Regions from separate parts of the Homo sapiens genome. Here region 1 is linked to region 2. Evidence: chromatin contacts called from ENCODE Hi-C data. All regions are on one chromosome and are shown on one strand. The core of a region is the stretch at or near the end of the contact, and the rest is flanking DNA. Distances in the headings are between cores, read along the strand shown.

Evidence for each region. Hi-C counts contacts between places; a loop is a spot of excess contacts on that map. Pooled maps may share reads with other maps.
Region 1: a map of ascending aorta shows a loop between it and region 2 (4-fold over the local background). The contact joins the promoter of ZNF503-AS1 here to the promoter of SAMD8 in region 2. A Hi-C loop is called at or near these places in 2 of 168 maps with a recorded cell type or tissue (ascending aorta and gastrocnemius medialis) and 12 of 50 pooled maps.

The regions. Positions count from the first base shown.
Region 1 is chr10:75,292,671-75,298,338 of GRCh38, reverse strand. It overlaps ZNF503-AS1 (ZNF503 antisense RNA 1), which reads right to left and starts at 1,956. Exons shown (of 4, transcript NR_038226.1): 1 at 1,688-1,956. It also overlaps a transcript of ZNF503 not described here. RefSeq lists silencers at 3,076-3,125, 3,146-3,255.
Region 2 is chr10:75,109,916-75,115,849 of GRCh38, reverse strand. SAMD8 (sterile alpha motif domain containing 8) reads right to left here and starts at 4,194. Exons shown (of 6, transcript NM_001174156.2): 1 at 4,128-4,194. RefSeq lists enhancers at 3,486-4,434, 4,435-5,384 and a silencer at 4,108-4,447.

The sequences.
Region 1 (5,668 bases), core at 707-3,206, 180 kb before region 2:
GAATAGATATGGGGTTTCTTTTTGGTGATTAAAATGTTCTCGAATTAAATAGGGGTGATATTTGTACAGCTTTGTAAATATATTAGAAACACATAATTTTACCTTCTAAAGTGTAGGCTTTACAGTATGTGAATTATATCTTAGTAAAATTATTTTTAAAAAATGGATCCCAGACCTAAACGTAAAACCTGGTAGTCTGGGGCTGGGGTTGGGGCTGGAACTGAGTACTGACTGAAAATTGACTCAGGAGGATTCTTTGGGATGATGGAAATGTTCTAAAACTGGATTGTGATCATGGTTGCTCTTTATAAACTTACTAAAAAATCATTGGATTGTTCATTTATAATGGATGATTTTACGGTATGTAGGTTTCACCTAAATAAAGCTGTTTATAAAATGAATCCAGTGAAAACAGAAATCAAAACATCACATGGTAAACAGTTGGGGAGAAGCTGGGATGAGAATGTATCTTAAAAATGAAATAAAGGAGGATAGGAGGTACTGGGGTAATGAATGTTATGTTTCTTCACCTCTTTATGGGTTGTAGTTTGTGAAAATTCATTGAGCTGTACTTTTGTGATATATGCACTTTTATGTATGTATTTCATATCACAATAAAAAGTTTCTTAAATGACATGGGCCTAGGAAGGGCCATGAATGAGCCAATTAACGAGTTACAGAAGCTGTGAAGCTCAGCTGTGCAGCTGCTCTTGGGTCTCTGTGAGATTTTCTGCCTTCCTTATTGCCACCATTTTACAGTAATACCCATTTCTAGAGCTAGCCTGAGCAAGTTTCTGTTTCTTACTATAAAAGAGCCTCATTAATACATCCACAAATACAGCTACTGAAATGAATGAAATCCACAAATACACCTCCAGAAGGGCAGGGGATTTTGTATATTGCTAAATCCCCAGTGTCTAGAACAATATCTGTCACACAGTAAGGTCTTAATGTACATTTCTTGAATGAGTAAACGAATGAGCAGAGGAATAGCTGTAGAGGAAGGAAGGTGTAGAGCAAGAGACTTGTAAACACAGACATTTTTCAATGCAGCCTAGCTAGAGTCGGGGGTGGGGGTCAGAGGATGAATAATGCCTCCTGGGAATGTCAGGAAAATGTCACAGAGGAGGAGATCTGAGAGCTGAGTCTTGAAGGATGAGTAGGAGTTTGCCAGGGAAAGAATACAGGAGAGTAGGATAGACAGAAATAAACACAGATAAAATCACACTGTTCTGAAAGAGGCTGGCACTCTTGGGGATCCTAAGAAGGCTCATGTGGCAGAAGGGCAAGGTCACAGTTGAGGACAAGTGAGAGATAAGGCTGGAGAGAGAAACTGGGGGTAGATGGAGAGGCTCACCTATTCCCAGCCAAGACACTGCAACTGACTCCCGTAGGAATCACAGCCAGGAGAGAATTTTTAGCAGGGGTCAAAATGGCTTTTTAGGAAGCTCACTTTGGCTGAGGCAAGAAGAGTTTCTCCTCTGAGTTCATGGGCCATCTCCTCTGTTGGTACCTACACGTCCTCTCCTGTATGTCTCTCTCTTTCTCTGCATTCTCTTCTCTCTCTCTCCCTCCCCCTGCCCCATGTTTTCATATCTAGATATCTCTTTTCTGCCTGTGGATTTCTTTCCATTTTTCTCTCAAGACATCACTCCTTGAAAATGTCCCTCAACCCCTTCCAGCTTACTTGTGCCCAAACAGCTTCGATTCCATCTTCAGGACTCATTCATCTCCACCAGGCTGGAGTCCTTCATAAAGAAGTAACACAAGATTTCCTCTTGAACAACAAGCTCTTCCGGGCTTCACCAGTTACAGATGAGAAGCCTGGAGGAAGGGGGGGTGTCTGAGCCACCCTCTACTTGGCCCAGAAAGAGTGGGCCACCACCCTCCAAGACCTGCATGGATCCAATGAAGCAAAAACACCATGCTCTCCTCTCAGACATCCTGATGCCACTCACAACGTGAAAGGGGCCAATGGCTCAGAAGCCACTGCCCTTCCGGTCTCCTCCAGCAAATCCTAATACCCAGTTCTCATGCCGATGACCTTCCGCTCTGAAATGCTTCCTGGCATCCACCCATCCTCCCAGGGGCTGGACAACTAGGTCAGGGAGAAAACAGCCCCTCTACCATGCTGAGACAGGGACCCCTCTCCAGGACAATTCTCTTCCCTGAGACAAGAGGGTCAAACAGCTCTCCTAGACATGACCTCAGAGATGTGCAGCCAGGGCCCTGGCCCAATTTATTACCACGGGGCTATAATTAGGTTTGTTAACATACAGTCGAGTGTAGTCTTGTTGACTAGGAACTTAATCACGTTACTATTGAGTTCCTGTACGTATTGCTCGGGGTGACTGTTTTACTTGTAGAGTTATAGCCAAGCCCAACGGGAGGAAATTAGCTTTGGACACAAGTTTGGAGGGGGGTTCTTTTTCCTCCTGACTTTGTCTCTCTCTCTCCCCCCTTCCATGTGAAAATATTTAGCAAACAGTGACAATGATGAAAAACAGTAGGAAACAAAATGTTCTACATTAGTATAAAACATGAAAAATGCAGAAGGACCCTTAGCGGTACAACATGTGTTATGCTGGCTGGCAGTCCATTAGCTCTGATAGACATTTCACTTACCTAAGTCAAATATAACAGTCGAGTATTCATTAATATAAGAAGGGGCTGTGGAATCAGAGCTACCATCTGGCTGGGCCGACAGAATAATCTACAACTCATGATTAGGTCTAAGGAGTGGGGTTTCACTTTAATCTTTCTCATTGCTCGAAATTTCCATCTGCGCAGTTCGGCACATCATTTTTCTTCAAGACAAATGTGCTGTTTTTCATGTTCCAAAATTAGATCAGAAGAAAACGATTAATCATGTCACGGCCTGGGAAAGGAAACAAAGCTCCGATACTCTCCTGCTCTCGCTCCCAGCTCCCGCCCCTCCCTGGCCCTGGACGGTTGCAAGTTTCGCTTTTCCCCCCCTCAACCTCTGGGTCTGCGGCACAACTTTGGGAGAGGCCGCCGCCCGCCAGGAGGAGGAGGGCGGGACTGCAGGGAGAGGTGTGAGGGCGCCCCGGGGCCCATGAGGGGGCGCGCCCCTGCCTCCTCCTGCCACCCCTCCCGGGGGTCGCCCAGGCGGGCCCGCCCCGCGCCGTGCCGCCTGCCCCCCGAGTCGGAGTCGCGGGCCCGGCGTGACAGGAAGGGCCCGGAGCCCGCCTCCCGCGCGTCCCCTCCCGGCCGCCGCAGCCCTGTCTGTCAGGCGGCTCGCAAGTCATAACAAATCCCTGGCGCGGGGCTGAAGCTGAGCATTTGCCGGAGCGTCATGGGGATGATGAATGACCCGTAGGCCTTTGAAGTGCTCTGCCAGTTCAGCTGGGTCCGCGGTGCTGACAGAGAAATATACACAACAGCGTAACCAATAATGAGAACATTAAACATTCCTGCGCCGTGACAGGCTGACAGAAAAACCCGGGCCCGCATCAATCATCGCGCAGATAGAACCCTGACAGGCGGCCCCTCGCTGACACCCCCTCCGCGCGCCCTCCCGGGCCTCCCCCTCTTCCTCTCCGGGGTCTCCCTTCTTTCTCTCCGGGCTCCCCGCCGCCCCTCCTCTCCTTCCCCACCCCTCCTCTCTCTTCCTTCCCCGCTCCGCTCAGTGTCCTCCCCCTCCGCCCTGTCCCCTGCCCCTGCCCTTGGGCGACTGCCTTCAGGGCCTCTCAGAGGTCAAGTGAGGTCTGGGCCACGTCCGTTCTGTGAGGCTGCCCGTGCCTGAACAGTGAAGAGATGCCACCCCAGAGTGAGAAGACTGCAGTCTTTGAAATTCAGCGTTAATAATTTGTGACTTTTCACCCATGCAAAAAAATAATAATAATACAATCATTTACATGAAACCTCATGTGGAACTAGGATCGAAAGCCCAACGCCAGGCCCTTAGGGAAAGGGAGCTCCAGGGGAACCCCGTCCGCCCTCTTCTTTGGGCGAGGGTCTTTTGGAGTATCTTCCTGTGTGACTTTGGCAAGGGATCCTTTTCTTTGTGCCAGCCCTGGCCTCAGCCCCTTTCTTTCAGCTGGATTTATCTGACTGAGATCTGATGTCTGGTCTGTCTGAAAGGGAAAAAACAGAGGAGAAACACAAAGATCTCCTCCTTTTCCTCCACCAGGAAATGAGATCTGCCCAGATAAGGCATGTGGGATGGACTCTCACCCACTTCCCAAAGGAGACGCTGGTAACCTCTTAGCTCCTCCCCGGAGCCTCCAAATCCTCTCTGGACTTGGTTTGGGCTGTGTTTTTTAGGATTGAGCCTCTACTGCGTCCTTGTGAAGGTGGGGCATTCCCCCACTCCTGTCACATACAGACCACCCCTGCCAGGCCCACTCCCCACTGTCCCTGAGGGCTCAGAGAAGAGCCCTGGGCTGGCAGTAAAAGCCAGGGTTCTAGTCGCAGCCATGAGAATTTGGGCAAGTCCAGGACTTTCCTGGACCACAGCATGACAACAGAAGTCTCCACCTTAGGATGCTTACAGATCTCTTTACATTCTCCAAATGCAAAGGGTTATTTTTCCCTCCTTTTATTCTTGGAGATTTTTTTTTTCCATTCTTGGCTTTTGAGGAGAGAAGAAACTCCTTGACTTTCCAAAACATCATGAAAAACTCCCCATAACCTACACACACACACATGCGCACACACACATACACACACGCACACACACAGATGGTGAGTGGACGGGGGGGGCACTCTGGTAATCCCAGGACAGAGGGTGTTATGAGAAGTCAAACAGAAGCCTCAGGAAGACCAGTGCTTATGCTCTGAGGAAAAGCTCCCTAATGGACAGGACTCTTCAAATCCATTTGCATATTTGTTCAGCAGGGCCAGCTCAGGTGTGAAGAAAAGAGCATCTGCTGAGGCAACGTCTCCTCCTCATGGCACAGGGTCATGTCCCTTCCTTCCTGCCTACCTGGAAAGGCCAGCTGCACTCCCACTGGCTCCAGGCAACTTGTTCCACCTGTCCTGGCCCACAATGACCTTGCCCTCCTCTGATGTCCTATGACCCCTGGCCCAGATGAGCCTCTCACCTGCTCAGCTAGACTTGAAGCTACTTGAGGGCAGGATGGTGCCATGCTTTGCTGTTCTCTGGGTCACCTGGGACGAGCAAGATATCTTGTTCTGAAATGCCTGCCCCACACACAGCCCCCTTCTCCAACGAACTGCCCCTACAGGCCAGCTAAAGGGGAAGAAGACCTCGGAAGCCGTGTTTATACTACAAATCCCTAACCCTTGCCACAACTGATGGGTCCAGTATTTAACACCTATCCCTGCAACCCATCGGATTCTCTCTTCCTTGAACATCTGAACTCAGCCACAGGTGGTGTGGAGCTCTCGAAAGTCACATAGGGCTCGGGGCTGGGGCAGCCATTTTGAGCCATGTACATACATGCTGAGGAAGAAAAAAATACCAAAGCCAATGTTCACAAGGAAACAGAAGAACGAGGAGGTAGGCAAAAAGAAGCAGACACGAGATCCCAGGGAGACCACAAGAAGACAGCTTAGCTTCTGTTTCTCCTCCTAAACTGCTGGACTTGCCTGTTCCCTGAGGTCTAGGTATCCTGTTTCTTGCCCTTAGGTGCCTGTGGAATCACTGGCCACTGGGAAAAACATATGACCCAGGCCTGGCCAA
Region 2 (5,934 bases), core at 2,945-5,444:
CCTGCCTCAGCCTCCTGAGTAGCTGGGACTACAGGCGCCTGCCACGAGGCCCGGCTAATTTTTTTGTATTTTTAGTAGAGACGGGGTTTCACCGTGTTCGCCAGGATGGTCTCGATCTCCTGGCCTCGTGATCCGCCCGCCTCGGCCTCCCAAAGTGCTGAGATTACAGGCGTGAGCCACCGTGCCCGCAGTATGTTACATTCTATAGTATTGTGAGGACCCAATAACAGAACATTTCAATACGGAAACATGAAGTCACTGAACTCAGCTAAAGGTTAGGCTTCAGATCTGTGATGATGGTACTGTGTGTATGGGAGGAGGGGGTTCAGGAATATTCACATCACAGGTCTGTTACAAATCCATACCCACACATTCATATGGCAAATTACCAGGAAGCAACAGCGGTAGCATGTAAACACCAATCTGTTTTCCCAGTGTGCCTGGCCCATGCTCTCCTATTTTTAGTTAACATCTTGATTTCTCAAGGCCAAGAAAACCACAAGACCTAAAGTAAGCATCACTGTCCTGATGATATCTGTTGTCAAATGGCTTTCTCTGTTCTTGCCCTACTATTAACCCCTCAATGTGTTACATCATACCCTTAGAGCAAAACAAAAACAAGAACAAAAACTGGTTCCAAAAGAATTCCCAAAATCACATGTAAGCAAGTATTAAAGATACGGCATTTTGCAAATAAGTAACTCTTTATTTGTAAACAAATATAAATACATGAGACGTGAAAATAATCAAGGCTCTCCCCTGTCATCTCTGCAAATAAGTAAAACATTTAATCTAATCTGGGAATGAAATAGTATAGTCCTCCTCTATAACCTAAATCCCTTAAAAGAATTTTGATTAGCTCATACTGTATTTTTTCACCAAATACCACAATCATTCAAAAGAGCTTCATAGGTAATTTAGCAGAATATGCAATTGTATTCATATCTCGTATAAATCAGTTTGATGTCCAAAGAGAATCAAAGCTACAGAAGCTTTAAAATTAAAAAGTGAATTCAATCTTAGTTCATTAACAATCCACTGGCATATGAAAAATGAAGGGGGTAGAATCTGAAGACAGGAAAGATTTCCATCCATAAATTAACGGGCATGCTAGGTACACCCAACAATTAACACCATATATTACATCAGGCCTGGAAGTAAAAATCTTGAAAGAATAGCTTGTTAACATGGCATTCTTATAAAACAATAATAATACTATTCATGGAAACATCTGTGATTTAAGTTTCTCAAAAAAAGTGTTCAAATTTCAATTCTTAGAAAAGCCATGAAAATGTCTTAATCAGTAACAGCAAAGTTTTGAAGAAGTATTGAGGATCTAATGATTAACAAAATAAAAAAATGTTTATAAGCAACTGTGCAATGTGAATAAGCTTTTGCAGAAGGGGGGTTATGGTACTGAAATCAAAACTGATTTACCTAAATATGTCTGCATATTCTGCCATCGCAGTCATGATGGCTTCTTCTGCCTTAGAGAAACCGATTTTTTTTTTTTTTTTGAGACATATCACTCTGTTGCCCAGGCTGGAGTGCAGTGGTGTGATCTCAGCTCACAACCTCTGCTTCCCGGGTTCAAGAGATTCTCCTGCCTCAGCCTCCTGAGTAGCTGGGATTACAGGTGTGAGCCACCACACCTGATTAATTCTTTTTATAGTATTAGTAGAGATGGGGTTTTGCCATGTTGGCCAAGCTGGTCTTGAACTCCTGACCTCAAGTGATCTGCCTGCTTCGGCCTCCTAAAGTGGTGGGATTACAGGAGTAAGCCACCACACCTAGCCAAAAACTGATTTTCTTTATTCAATGGGTGTGAGAACTGACAAAGGGAAACAAAAATTAAAAAACTATTAGACATGCTAATATGTTAATTGTACAACTCCATCTAACAGTTTCTCTTTAATTTTGCAATAACATTAAGCTGTAATCTTAATAGAGTTCTTATATTGCAGTTCAGCAAATTTTTACATGCCATGACTTTTATTCACAACTAAGTATGAAGATAAGGTCTCCAGAGGATCTCACTCTAAAGATAAAACCAACAAACAGTAATATTACATAAACTTCAACTGAAGATAATTTGTATTAAGTTAAAGAAAAGGGAATTAATACTTTAACAATCTCAGCATTTTTAGCTAAGAATTCACATATCCTTTGAAGAAACAATTACTATTCCACTGTGCATCTGAGGGTATGTCACATAGCCCATACACATAAACTAATTTAAAAGCTGTTGCAAATCAAATTATCATCTCATGAAGATTAAACAGTAGATATCCATTTAGATTTAATCAAGCATTTAGAAAACGCTTGATGCTAACAAAAATTAGCCAGCCATGGTGGCGCCCACCTGCAGTCCCAGCTACTCCCAGCTACTTGGGAGGCTGAGGTGGGAGGATCACTTAAGCCTGGGCAACACAGCGAATCTCTGTCTCAAAAAAAAAAAAGAAAGGAAAGAAAAGAAAAGAAGGAAGAGAAAAGAAATGGCCAACAACTTTACAAACCTATAATCACATAAAAAGTTGTAAAACATATGAGACATGTGGCTAAAGTCAAAGACTTCATGGAACCATGTTATGACTTAACAATCACAAAAGGAAGTCAATTTATCTCTACTAAAGTGAATATAAATATTGCAATCATTCTTTTTCTGGCATAATTATGTTTTGGAACTATGTCTTCTATAAAAAGCATCTGTATACCCACCTGTCCCAGTTGTGTTGGCTGCCAACTACAAGCATCCTCTGTCCTTATTTTTCCAAATCACTCTACTAAAAATACTATTCACACAATACCTGCAAAATAGTATTTCAATATTGGTTTTGCCAATCAGTCAAAGGTACCTCTCCAATTTTCAAGAGATAAGTCCAATCCTGGGGTTATCAGTGAGAGGAAGATTTGGTATTGCGCCTAGACTGTGGCAAGTTCACTGTGCCCCCTTCACCCAGAAACTTGCATTGACCATACATTTACTATGTGGCAAATACATGTGTCAACTTAAAACTTTGAAAGTGGAACCAGTCCATGTTGAGTATCTGTAAAATCCAAGTGTCCAAATTCTTGTTTCAAGTTTAATTTTTAAAATCTGAGTATCCAAAGTCTTGTTTCAAGTTTTTAAAACTTAAAGGTAATATAGTAAATTTTTAGGATCTTAACATGTCTGGTATTTAAACTTAGCTACGAAAAAATTACAATGAAAAAAAGGACACCATTACTGTCAATAAATCCAAATGATATCTTCATTTTCAGAATCACGTCTTCCACTACCTTCTTCAAACATCACTTCCTCTCCACTACTTCCCCCAGTCCTTTAGGCAAATCAGTGATTCACACCGCCCCTTCCACCCAAGATTCTTAAAATGATCCACTGTGCACGAACGAGAAAGCCCCACGATCCAAGTACATTGCCCTAGTGATCTTTGATGTTTTAAAAGGCACCTGTAAAAATGCCAAAGCCCAAAATTAGATCCCCAAGGGCTCCTTTTCTTTCTTGACCACACTTCTCTTTTTCAGTGCCTCCCTCACCCCTTGAGGCCAGACGATTTCCCATCCAACAGCCCTCCTCCTTCTAGTCAAACCTAAATCCTGCCCTCCATCACCACCAGCCCCACCCGGGGTGGGAGGCGGATAAGAGGGCTCCGTAAGAGGAGAACCCCATGAGAGGGCTCCAGTCCCAGCCCCGATCGCCCTCCCTCGCCCTGGGAAGGGAACACCGGCCCAGGTCTTGCTCCTCTGACTCCTCATCCCCGCTGCCAAACCCAGAGCATCTCTTCTTCCGGGTCCACATTCCCGCAGGACCTTCGATCTTTTTCCCCCACTGCGCAGCTTTCAAAAGCCCCCAAGCTCTGGGCTCTTCAAGCCTCCCCCTCTCGCTCTCTCCCTCTCGTTCCTCGGCCTCCACTTATCCCTCAGCCTTCAGGCCCTCAGTTCGACAACCTCCATTTGCTTCAGATTCCATTCCAGAGCTGACTATCCCGGTTCCCTCAACCGTCTCCCCGGGGCCCCTCCAGGTCGCGGTCCCTCGGCAGCCCCCGGCTCCATCCCAGACTCCCCACTCACCCTTGGCAGCAGGCGCCCCCCAAGCTCCCCTCTCCTCAGCCTCAGCTCCCGCTCACCTCCGCGGTCCGAGTCGGGCTCCCCGGACCCACCTCCGAGTCGGCGTCCGAGCCGCCGTCGGAGTCCGGGGCCCTCCCCGCCTCGCCGGAGTGAAGCGCCTCAAGCGGCGGGGGCGGAGCCCGGGGCGGGGAGCCGGAGTGGAGGCGGGGGCGGTGGCGACTGCGCGCAGGCATCGTCCCGGCCGCCGTCACCGCCGCGCCGGCAGCTGCTCGGAGCCGAACCGGAACTGCTTCGGGAGGCGGGGCCCTACCGGCCGGGGACGGGGTTCTACCGGCAGGGGGCGGGGCCCACACTGGAAAAGACGCGAGGCTCCAGATGGGCCCGAGAGGAGAACCGAGATGCTGCCGCGGAGGAGCCCGAGGGCGCATGCGTCATGCCGGAGGCCAAAGCGACAGGAGGAAGCGGGGCTAGCGGAGCCGGGGCGGGGCCTGTGGGATCAGTAAATGGGGTTAGGGCCTAGAAGGAGGTAATCCGAATTCCTCTGGAGAGAGCCAGCTCTTCTCCAATAGCCAGCCCCCAATGATCATTGTTATAATTTATTGCCCATTTACTCTTTGACAGTGTCTATGCCAAACGCCATATAAACATCTCATTTAATCCTTGTGCTAAGGCCGGGAGCGGAGGCTCACGTCTGTAATCCCAGCACTTTGGGAGGCTGAGGCGGGATCACCTGAGGTCAGGAGTTCGAGACCAGCCTGGCCAGCATGGGGAAACCTCGTCTGTACTAAAAATACAAAAATTAGCCGGGCGTGGTGGTGCATACCTGTAATCCCAGCTACTCGGGAGGCTGAGGCAGGAGAATCGCTTGAACCCGGGAAATGGAGGTTGCAATGAGCCGAGATCACGCCATGGCACTCCAGCCTGGGCGACAAGAGCAAACTCCATCTCAAAAAAAAAATCCTAGTGCTAATTCTGCAAGGGGGATCCTATAGCACAGAAAAGTAAAGAAACATACTGCCTGACATATTGCAAACTGATATTCCAACCCAAATCTCTCTAACATCAGATCCTGTATTTTCCTCACTCCACCATGCTGCACCACCCTGAGGGAAGGTCTCCTCCCAAGCCAGGTCTAGCATTGGCATAAACCAAGTCCAAACCCAGCTGTAACCTGGACACGAGCCCCTCCTTGGTCTTGCCTCCCCACACAGTGCCGGGCCGACTTCAATGGTTCTGAATGGGATAGACATGAGTGTAGACTGCTTCCATGGGATGCCCTGGTGTGGCCTTTCCCTTCAAACTGGTCTTAAGGCCAAGGGCAGCTGGGAACCTCCCCACTGCAGCTCATACCCTTCCCAGCTCCATTAGGGCCACTGAGAAGTCACATGAGAGAGGGTGAGACATCTCATCTCTCTTGCTGATAACCAGCTCTGGCAGAAGGACAGGTTGACCTTTCTCAGTTTCTATTTTGGGACCCAAAGCCCTTATAGGCAGAGGAATCTCCCTCCCACTGTTTCTGATGACAGTTAGCCCCTTTGGCTCTCAAAGTCTAGGGCAACACTCACCTCCCGTCTCCCCATTTGACATACAAGGCCCTCTTCAGCCTTCTCTTCTGAGAAGTTAGCCATCTTCACTACAGGACCATTGTTCAAACCTTGCCCCATTGGCCCGGCACGGCGGCTCACACCTGTAATCCCAGTACTTTGGGAGGCCGAGGCAGGCTGATCACTTGAGGTAGGAGTTCAAGACCAGTCAGACCAACATGGCAAAACCCCATCTCTACTAAAAACACAAAAATTAGTGTGGCATGGTGGCACATGCCTGTAATCCTAGCTACTCAGGAAGCTAAAGCAGGAGAATCACTTG